Regions from separate parts of the Homo sapiens genome. Here region 1 is linked to region 2. The links are chromatin contacts, found by Hi-C or POLR2A ChIA-PET in ENCODE. All regions are on one chromosome and are shown on one strand. Each heading gives the region's core, a stretch centred on a gene start or an enhancer-like site at or near the end of the contact. The rest is flanking DNA. Distances are from core to core; before and after follow the strand shown. Region 1 has its middle 55 kb from the start of B3GNT2. Region 2 overlaps COMMD1 (copper metabolism domain containing 1).

Region 1 (5,116 bases), core at 1,397-3,896, 130 kb after region 2:
ATCATTTTTTGTATTTTCTGGGAGTAAGTTCTTAGAAAGTTTTGTAAGGGACACTTACATTAAACCAGGACATCTCCCTGGTAACAATAAAAGCATGGAGAAAGGACCAGGGAAGGAGAAAACAGGTATAAAGTTCCCAGAGACCCCACTAGGTTTTCTACCTGTGCGATCCTAGATTAAAACCACTTGTTTTGATTTCAGGAAATTAGGGACAAAATAAAAATCTCAGCCTGAACTGGACCTTGTAGAAATTATCCCTGCTTGAGCAATAAGCACTCTAAATTCAGTCTGTTTAGAAAGATTCCTGCCCGTTAGCCAGGTGTGGTAGCACAGGCCTCAAGTCCAAGCTGCTCAGGAGGCTGAGGAAGGAGGATGCCTTGAGCCCAGGAGTTTGGGGCTTCAGGCAACAACAGCAAGAGCCCATCTCTAAAAAAGAAAGAAAAGGAGAGAGAGAGAGAGAGAGAGAGAGATGAGAGAGAGAGAAAGATGAGAGAAGAAAAGAAAAAAACAGTCCAGCCAAGCTAAAAGTTAGCTTTCAGAATAAAGTCAGAAAATAACTCCAGATTTTGGTAGCGTTGTGTTGATACGAAGCAAAAGATTTGGCCTTATTCTTAGGTCAGGCTTTCCTTGGAAGCTCTAGTTCTTCTCAGCTGTAACAGCAAAAGCCTAAATTCCATTATAGACTCTTTATTTCCTTTATATAACCTCTCTTCCCCCAGTCTTATTTTAATAATGATTCAAAAAGAGTTCCAGCATTAAAAAAAAGTAGTTTAACTCTTCACCCCCAAATGCAAGAAGGTGGTGAAAAGCAGAGGATGATGTTGAGTATCTTAAATAGCTGACATCATGTCAAACTATTAATTGTTGAAGTTATTTTTTTACACCTGAGTGAACATTTAGAAAATAATATAAATAGAAATTAAAGGGAAATAAATGCTAAACCGATGTTAGAAAATACTGTTTTCTGAAGTGTACAGTAAGTATCTTTTTGTATGTTTTTTTTTCTTTTTAATTTATTTATTGAAATGGAGTCTCACTCTGTCACCCAGGCTGGAGTGCAGTGGCGCGATCTTGGCTCACTGCAACCTCCGCCCTTTGAGTTCAAGCGATTCTCCTGCCTCAGCCTCCTGAGTACCTGGGATCACAGGCACCTGCCACCGCACCCAGCTAATTTTTTTTTTACTTTTAGTAGAGACGGAGTTTCACCATCTTGGCCAGGCTAGTCTTGAACTCCTGACCTCATGATCCATCCGCCTCGGCCTCCCAAAGTGCTGGGATTACAGGTGTGAGCCACCATGCCCAGCCTTTTATTTATTTATTTATTTTTGAGAAGGAGTCTCACTCTGTCGCCCAGGGTGGAGTGCAGTGGTGCAATCTCTGCTCACTGCAACCTCTGCCTCCCAGGTTCAAGCGATTCTCCTGTGTCAGCCTCCCGAGTAGCTGGGATTACAGGCATGCGCCACCGCACCCAGCTAATTTTTATATTTTTAGTAGAGACGTGGTTTCACCATGTTGGCCAGGCTGGTCTCAAACTCCTGACCTTCGGTGATCCACCCACCTCGGCCTCCCAAAGTGCTGGGATGACAGGCATGAGCCGCTGCACCCAGCCTCAAAGTGTATAGTAAATATCTAAACAAATGAAAGGGACAAGATATAGAAGGAATCTTAGGATCAGCTGAGAGATAATTGAATACTTTCCTAAAAGAACACAATACTGGAAGGGATGGGGCTTTGTGGGACAATTGCTATTTTGAATTCTTAGGTGTCCAACTTTACAACCAAGGTTTACAAATATTTTAAATGGTGATTTAGTCAGCAGAAGGGAAGACTCAAATAGAACATAATTAGCTTAAGCTTACCTCTAGTTGTAGAGTATACAGGTTTTGACCTCAAAATTTGAAAAATCGCAATTTTTATCTAAGTGCAATCAAGTTTTCCTTATTTGGGGATGGCCATAATTGTCTCTCATGGCAACTCAACTGTATGCAACATTGAACCATCCTTTGTTGCAAAGGAACCTGCCTGGGCCTGCTTCCTGTTAGATAAATGGTCCCAACTGGCATAACTTACAAGTTTGGTACATAAACTATCTGATTACAATACTAACGCTATACGTGAGCAGGTAGTAAAATATGGGCATTTACATCATTTATTCACCAAGAACTGTAATTAGGCATTTTCTTTCTCTTTTATTATATTTTAAAATTTAATATAGAGACAGGGTCTCACGCTGTCCCCCAAGCTAGAGTGCAATGGTGCAACCATTATTCACTGCAGCCTGAACTCCTGGGCTCAAGTGATCTTCCCACCTCAGCACCACCACGCCTGTCTTGTTTCTGTTTTACATGCTCTTGGCTAGTTTCTGTTTCCCACTGGTGTTAGGGTTTTAACTTCTGTTGATTCACAGGATGCAGGTGGGGGAGAGATGGCAAGGGGGAAAATATGAATTTGATTACTCAAGTGGAACAAGGTGAAACCATTAGTTTAAAATAATTTTAGGCTGAAAAATTAAAATCATTAAATTATTTCCTTCATGCTGTTATTACACTGTTTTTGTATTAAAGAAGTAAGCATAAATATGAGGATTGTATATTATTTCTATTCTGGCTATTTTTAGAATCATGGCTAAGAATTGGCATGGATCTCAGAATGACTGATTTGGAGGCTTTAGCATCTGGTCAAAAATGAGGAAACATCTGGACAGACAGGGCAGAAGATTTGTACAAGGCCGTGGTCAGGAAGGAATTTCAGGTCTACTGTCTTCCATCTCTACATTCTACCTTTTAGACCCTTCAAAAGAATAAGTGCTTATTTCAAAAATCTGTGTCCTTGCTCATGTGTTTAAATAATGACAGTTCCTGTAGTGAGGATTTTTGTATGCAGATGTGACCTAAGACTAGGTCCAACGTCACTTACATCCTGCATCCATGTTAGACCTGTCTCTGTGCTTCAGGTTGCTGTCACTCTTTGTAGAGCCTGATGCTGTTTGTGATGACCTTGGCCTCACTTTCCACTCAGTGCCACCCTTCTCTGGGTGCAGTGTGCAAAATGAGTAAGTTGGCTGCCACATGGGGCTTCCAGGCTGTCCACAGTACCCAGATAGCCAGCACATTATTCTCATCCTAGCTGGACAACCATTGACCCAAGCTTGGGTCTCGGGTTCTTGGTGACAAGTTGTTATAAATGGAGAACCGATACCGGGGCACGGTGGCTCACGCCTATAATCCAAGCACTTTGGGAGGCTGAGGCGGGCGGATTGCTTGAACTCAGGAGTTCAAGGCCAGCCTGGGCAACATAGGGAGACCCTGTCTCTACTACTAATAAAAAAATTAGCCAGGCATGGTGGTGCATGCCTGTGATCCCAACTACTCAGGAGGCTGAACTTGGAGGTCGAGTCTGCAGTGAGGCTGTGTTTGTGCCACTGCACTCCATCCTAGGTGACAGAGCAAGACCCCCTCTCAGAAATTAAATAAATAAATAAAAATTTTTGAAATGGAGAACTGAGAAAAGGAACACTAATGCAGTTGTGTTCCCATGGAAGATAGTCAAACAAAGCTAAACATAGCTGGAGTAAGAGAACCAGTGGCTGCTAACAGACGTGGAACTGTGCAACTGAACTAACCCCAAGGCTTACTCCCTCCCTGGGGAGTTGAGGCCAGAAACATTTTCTGTAGCATCTGTGGCAGAGCTGTGGGGCCTTTCTGGCTCAACTGGGAAGGAAGGTGACGGCTGTTGTTCTTCAAGGAATCGCTTTCCTGCCTCCTGAAGGGAATCACCAGGGCCTAGATTCTGGAAAGGGAAGGGAAAGTGGAGAACACAAAAAGGAAACGTTTTCTTGTTCTCCCATGAGATTCATGTGCATGTCCCCAAGCAGATTGCCAGAGGAAATGAAGGTTCTTTAAAAATAATAAATAAATAAATTCTGGCCCAGCACAGTGGCTCACACTTGTAACCCAGCACTTTGGGAGGCTGAAGCAGGAGGACCACTTGAGCCCCGGAGTTAGAAACCAGCCTGGGCAACATAGCAAGACCCTGTCTCTACAAAAATGTTGAACAATTAGCTGGGTGTGGTGCACACAGCTGTAGTTCCAGCTACTCAGGAGGCTGAGATGGGAGGATTACTTGAGCCCAGGAGTTCAAGACCATCCTGGGCATGATGGTGAGACCTCATCTCAATTTAAAGAAAAAAAAAATCCCTCCCATGCCTGTAATTCCAGCACTTTGGGAGGCTGAAGTGGGTGAATTGTTTGAGCTCAGGAGTTCAAGACCAGTCTGGACAACATGGCAAAATCCTGTCTCTACAAAAAATTAGCGAGGCGTGATGGTGCACGCCTGTAGTCCCAGCTACTTGGGGAGCTGAGGTGGGAAGATCAATCGAGCCCAGGAGGTCAAGGCTGCAGTGAGCCGAGATCATGCCACTGCACTCCAGCCTGGGTGACCTTGTCTCAAAAAAAAAAACCCACCAAAATCCCTCCCTTAAAACAGAGTTCAGTGACGGTTGTCACTCTGTGCAAAAATGAACTTGCCCAGTGGGTTTATATTTACTATCAACCAATATCAGCCTATGAATAGCAGAAAAAGGCAAGTAAGGCCATGTAACATTTCATTTTTTCCTGGAGCCCCAGGCTGACCCTGGTTTGGCTGGCCAGGGTGGGACTAAAGGTGAGGCTCCAAATCATCTGGGTACAGGCGGACCACATAGACCAAGAAAGTGCCTTTCAAACTGCCACATTTGTAATCCTAGCTACTCAGGAGGCTGAGGCAGGAGGATCCTTGAGCCCAGGAGTTCAAGACCATCCTGGGCAACATATTGAGACCCCATCTTGAATGAATGAATGGTGCCTTTCCCCAGACTTCCTTTGAATTGAAAGAAAACAAGTCACTTCATAAGTTACTTTATGAACCATTAAAACTGGATACAGCCATTTGCTGGGTGGCGTACCACCGCTTCAAATATCACTTATAGGGAATTTAGGGAAAAATCTTTTCCCCTAATATCAGGAAGTTTAAAAATAAGTAACCAGATAATCTGGGGCCAGGAGCATGTAGTGGGAGAGTTATCAGGCCCACCCAGTTCCCTGAGACAGGTGGAAAAAACTGACCCTTCTCTTCATCA
Region 2 (5,313 bases), core at 586-3,085:
CCTGAGTAGCTGGGATTACAGGCATGCACCACCACGCCCAGCTAATTTTGTGTTTTTAGTAGAGACGGGGTTTCTCCATGTTGGTGAGGCTGGTCTTGAACTCCCGACCTCAGTTGATCCACCCGCCTGGGCCTCCCAAAGTGCTGGGATTACAGGAGTGAGCCACCGCACCCGGCCCCTTTGGCAGTGATTTAGTACAAGTCCCTAGTGATTGCCATTTCTTTCTCACCACCTCCCACAATGTTGATTTTCCATTTTTTCAGCCCGCTGTCAGTAAGAAGTAGCAAGAAGTAAATTGGCAGAAAAGCTATTATAAGCAAAAGGAAGATTCACTTAGCTAGTGATTCAAAGCATCACTATATGTCAGACTCATCTGAGGAGCTTAAAAAGAAATTAAGATGCCCAGACCCCATCTCAAAGTAAGTGGCTTTACTTTAATTTGAGTGAAGGAAGATTTCTTCTCTGAGGTGAGCTGAGCTTTGAATGACAAGAAGGAGGCAGCCCCAGGAAGATCTGGGGGCACAAAATACAGGCAGAGGGAGCAACCAAGGCAAGAAATTAGCCTTGTTAAGAATTTTAAGTGTAATGGGAAGCCATTAGAGGGTTTTAAACAAGGAAAGATGTGATGTGACTTATATTCTAATAGGATTGCCTTGATTCACCTATGGAGAATGGATTTCTGGGATCTCAGTACTGGGATACTGAGATCCCAGGGGGAAAATATCACTAAGGTTGGAATTGCTTTTCTGCACATTAAAAGCAATTCTCTTTTTCCTTGAAACCTCCATGTGATGTTAATTAGGTAAATGGGATTTCAAGGAAAAAAAAAATACAAAACAACAAAAAGAAAAACTGTTATCCTTCATTCTCTTAATAAGATGAGGTATTCAGAAATGAATGGAGCCAATATTAATATTCCACTCCAAAAAATAGTAGAAATGAGTTTACATGGACTTCTCACAATCTCCATTCCACATTTCCATCTCTGTTTCTCATTTATGACAGGTCCCTTCCTTTAAAAACTTTTTTTATTATAATATGTTCCAAAACTTGTTTGTCAAACCTAGGGATAACTAATAAAAATCAGTATTGTAGGGGGAAAAAAGTGAAAGCAGGAGGCCACTTACTGGGCTCTCACAGTGGTCCAGGTGAGATAACGGCATGGAAATAGAGGTAATTTTAAGGAAGTGAAGTGAGCAGGTAGAGTGTAGGTTTTGAATATGGGTGAGTTGCTTTGAGTTGACTTGGAAGGGATGTAGAGAATGAGAGAAAGTGAGGAATTGGGGGTAACACCTTGTTTTTTCTTGTAAGACTATGTTAGCATAATTTGGTAATTCTAGTCATTGTTAAAACAGTCTTATTGCAGTGTTGACTGTCTAACATACAACTTGAGTTTTCTGGTAGCTATAATTACCCCTTCCACTTGGGGAAAAATATGAAAGAAATCATTTAACATTTGGCAGTTAAGAAGATGTTGTTTGTGCTGAAGTAATTTTATTTTTAAAACTCTCAACTTACAGAGAGATGCACTTGAGATTACTGAACATAAATTTTTTATAGACTTTAAAAGAAAATCATTGTTTCTTATGATGTGCCCTTTCTTATGTATACTATACCCAATAAAATGATTTAAAGAGGAGGAGAGAAAAAGATGAGTGTCTTTGCAGATTCATTGACCCTGTGAGAATAGGGCTTTGGCACTGCTGAAGTCCTCAGCCTCTGACTAGTAGCTTGCCAGCACGCAGCCCCTGGTGTTGGACTTCGTTCAGCTGTTCAGGCTGTCTGTTTCTATTCTTGCAGACAGATGGGGTGCTTGAGAGGAAGCCAGGAAGCCAAGCCTTAAGAGGACTTGGAAGCAATTTTTGGATATAAATCCCTTGTCCTAAACTCAGGGCAACAGTGTATCCTGCCCAGCAGTGTTGAACTGCCTGTGTTTGTCTAGTATGTGTGTACTGGCTGGTTGGCTCTGGGCTTCATTCCATGTATGCCACTGCTCTATTGCCAAGATAAATGTAGAAGGCCTCTGGCCCAAGCCCTTCTTTAGTACTTAAAAAAAAAAAATTGTGGTAAAATACACATAACAAAATTTTACCATTTTAACCTTTTTTTTTTTTTTTTTTTTTTTTTTTTTTTTTTTTTGAGACAGAGTCTTGCTCTGTCACCCAGGCTGGAATGCAGTGGTGCAATCTTGGCTCACTGCAACCTCTACCTCCTGGGTTCAGGCGATTCTTCTGTCTCAGCCTCCCGAGTAGCTGGGACTACAGGTGTGCACCACCACGCCAGGCTAATTTTTGTATTTTTAGTAGAGATGGGGTGTCACCATATTGGCTTGGCCAGTATGGTCTTGAACTCCTGACCTCATGATCCACCCCCCTCAGCCTCCCAAAGTGCTGGGATTACAGGTGTGAGCCACTGCGCCCGGCCATTTCAGCAGTTTTTAAGTGTACAGTCCAGTGGTATTAAGTACAGCCCAGTGGTATTAAGTACAGATGGTTTTCTTTTTTAAGAGATGGCAGTCTTGCCACCCAGGCTGGAGTACAGTGGCATGATCATAGCTTACTGTAGCCTCAAGTCCTGGGCTCAAGCAGTCCTCCTGCCTCCACCTCCCAAAGCACTCGGATTACAGATGAGCCACTGCATCCAACCCATTCATGATGTTGTATAACCATCACCACTATTTGCAGATCTTTCTTTTTTAAATCCCAAACAGAAATTCAGTACACATTAAACAATAATTCCCAATTTCCATCTCTTCAGCCCCTGGTAACCTCTTTTCTACTTTTTTCTCTGTGTATTTGCCTATTCTAGGTACCTCATATAAATAGAACCACACAATATTTGTCCTTTTGTGTCTGGTTTATTTTACACATAGTGTCTTCAACTTTTATCGTTGTTGTAGTACATATCAGGATTTCATTCCTTTTAAAGGCTGAATAATATTCCATTGTGTACATATACCACATTTTGTTTATCCATTTATCTGTTGATGGATATTTGAGTTGTTTCCACCTTTTGGCTCTTGTGACTAATCTGCTGTGAACATGGGTATACAAATATCTATTTTAGTCTCTGTTTTTAATTCTTTTGGGTATATACTAGGAGTGGACTTGTTGGATCATACGGTAATTCTATGTTTTAACTTTTTAAGGAACTGACAAACTATTTTCTACAGCAGTTGCTCAATTTTACGGTTTTTTGCAGTACATGAAGTTTCCAGTTTCTGTACATCCTCACTAACACTTGTTAGTTTCTGGGTTTTTTTTTTTTTTCTTTTTTTTTTTTGATAGTTGTCATCCGAATGTATATAAAGTGGTATCTCATTTAGTTTTGAGTTGAAGTCCTTAATGATTAGAGATGTTGAACATCTTTTTATGTGCTTATTGGGTTTGCCCTTTTTGTTTGTTTTTTTGAGACAAGAGTCTTGCTCCATCTCCCAGGCCGGAGTGCAGTGGTGCAATCTTGGCTCACTGAAACCTCCGCCTCCCAAGTTCAAGTCATTCTCTTGCTCAGCATCCTGAGTAGCTGGGATTACAGGCACACACCACCACACCTGGCTAATTTTTGTATTTTTAGTAGAGACAGGGTTTCACCACTTTTGGCCAGGCTGGTCTTGAACGCCTGACCTCAGGCAATCTACCTGCCTTGGCCTCCCAAAGTGCTGGGATTACATGCGTGAGCCACGATGCCCGGCCAGGTTTGCCCATTTTCAAAAATCTTTTTTATTTTTCTTTCTTTTCTTTTTGTCTCTCTTTTTTCTTTTCTTTTCTTTTTTTTTTTTTTTTTTTCGAGACAGGGTCTTGCTCTATCGCCCAAGCTGGAGTGCAGTGGCACAATCTCGGCTCACTGCAACCTCTGCCTCCCAAGCTCCAGTGTTCCTCCCACCTCAGCCACCTGAGTAGCTGGGACTACAGGTGCAAGCTACCATGCCTGGTTAATTTTTTATATTTTTTGTAGAGACGGGGTTTTGCCATGTTGCCCAGGCTGGTCTTGAACTCCTGGGCTGAAGCAAGCCACTGCCTCGGCCTTGCAAAGTGCTGGGATTATAAGCATGAGCCACTGAACCCAGCCTCTTTTTTTTTTTTTTTCCTACACCAAACACCTGAACTCATTTTATGCACTTTTATTGTTTTTTTTGTTGTTGAGTTGTAGGAGTTTTTTTAAATGTATTCAGGATATCAATCACATATTAGATATATGGATTTGCAAATATTTTCTCCCGGTCTGGGTTTTCACTCCCCTCCAGATCATATCCTTTGATGCATAAAAGTTTTAAATTTTGATGTGGTCCAGTTTATTTTTACTTTTGTTGCCTGTGCTTTTGGTATCCTATCCAAGAAGTCATTGCCAAATCCAATGTCATGAAACTTTTCCTCTCTGTTTTCTACTAAGGGTTCTATAGTTTTCACTCTTAGGCTTAGGTCTTTGATCCACTCGAGTTAATTTTTTCATATGATATGAGGCCATTCTTAACATTTTGTATGGATTTTTAAAAAATGATTTATGCTACTAGGGAAACAGAAAAAAGGACTTCTGAACTTGAAGCTGATAAGTTGTAAATTTATCATGTTTCTGAATTTTCTAGATAACTCTGTATAATTAATTAAACAGAGCTCTTATCACCCAAGACATTAATGAGTGGTAGTCTCTAGGAACCAGCTCAGATTAACTGCCAAATAAGCTAAACTTCCTTTTTATTGCCAGAGTTATTAACCTAAGTGGATTATAAGTCAATAACAGAGGAAATATATCTGAATTTTAATGAGCCATTTTATAGTCTTGTGGATACAGTACAAAAGCCTGAACTGAATTATGATAAACCTAGTGAATGTAACAGTGTTGATCACAAAATTAGTTTGATCTTTGATCCTGTGATACTGGCCTCCGTCCACACACACACTTCTTAGTCTAAAGAAAACAGCCTAGTCTTCTTAGAATATCATTTAAAGGCTGGGTGCAATGGCTCATGCCTCTTATGCTAACACTTTGAGAGGCCAAGGCAGGCAGATCACTTGAGCCCAGGAGTTCAAGACCAGCCTGGGCAACATGGTGAAACCCTATCTCTACAAAAAATTAAAAAAAATTAGCAGGGCATGGTGGTGCACACCTGTAGTCCCAGCTGCTTGGTAGACTGAAGTGGGAGGATTGCCTGGGCCCAGGAGTTTGAGGCTGCAGTGAGCTGTGATCATGCCACTGCACTCCAGCCTGGGTGACAAGAGTGAGACCCTGTCTCCAAAAAAAGAAAAAAAAAAGAAAAATGAAGGTATCTTTTGGCTGTGTGGCTCTGTTCATGTAATTCTTTAAAAACGCTGACTT

Evidence for each region. Hi-C counts contacts between places; a loop is a spot of excess contacts on that map. ChIA-PET counts read pairs that join two places held with the same protein, here RNA polymerase II (POLR2A).
Region 1: a loop to region 2 is called in a map with no recorded cell type, with 1.9 times the contacts of the local background. The contact joins two enhancer-like sites. A Hi-C loop is called at or near these places in 1 of 37 single-sample maps with no recorded cell type. POLR2A ChIA-PET finds 5 or more read pairs at or near these places in 2 of 52 experiments (CD8-positive, alpha-beta T cell and GM12878).

What each region holds. Positions count from the first base shown.
Region 1 is chr2:62,138,610-62,143,725 of GRCh38, forward strand. No RefSeq gene overlaps it. Among named protein-coding and RNA genes, the nearest start is that of B3GNT2, 55 kb to the right of the region's middle. RefSeq lists an enhancer at 3,457-3,546. Within about 2 kb of position 2,647, at least 3 of the 41 ENCODE cell types and tissues checked have a DNase peak (open chromatin) inside an H3K27ac peak, as active enhancers do.
Region 2 is chr2:62,012,441-62,017,753 of GRCh38, forward strand. All of the region lies in intron 2 of COMMD1 (copper metabolism domain containing 1), which reads left to right. Among named protein-coding and RNA genes, the nearest start is that of COMMD1, 110 kb to the left of the region's middle. Within about 2 kb of position 1,836, at least 14 of the 41 ENCODE cell types and tissues checked have a DNase peak (open chromatin) inside an H3K27ac peak, as active enhancers do.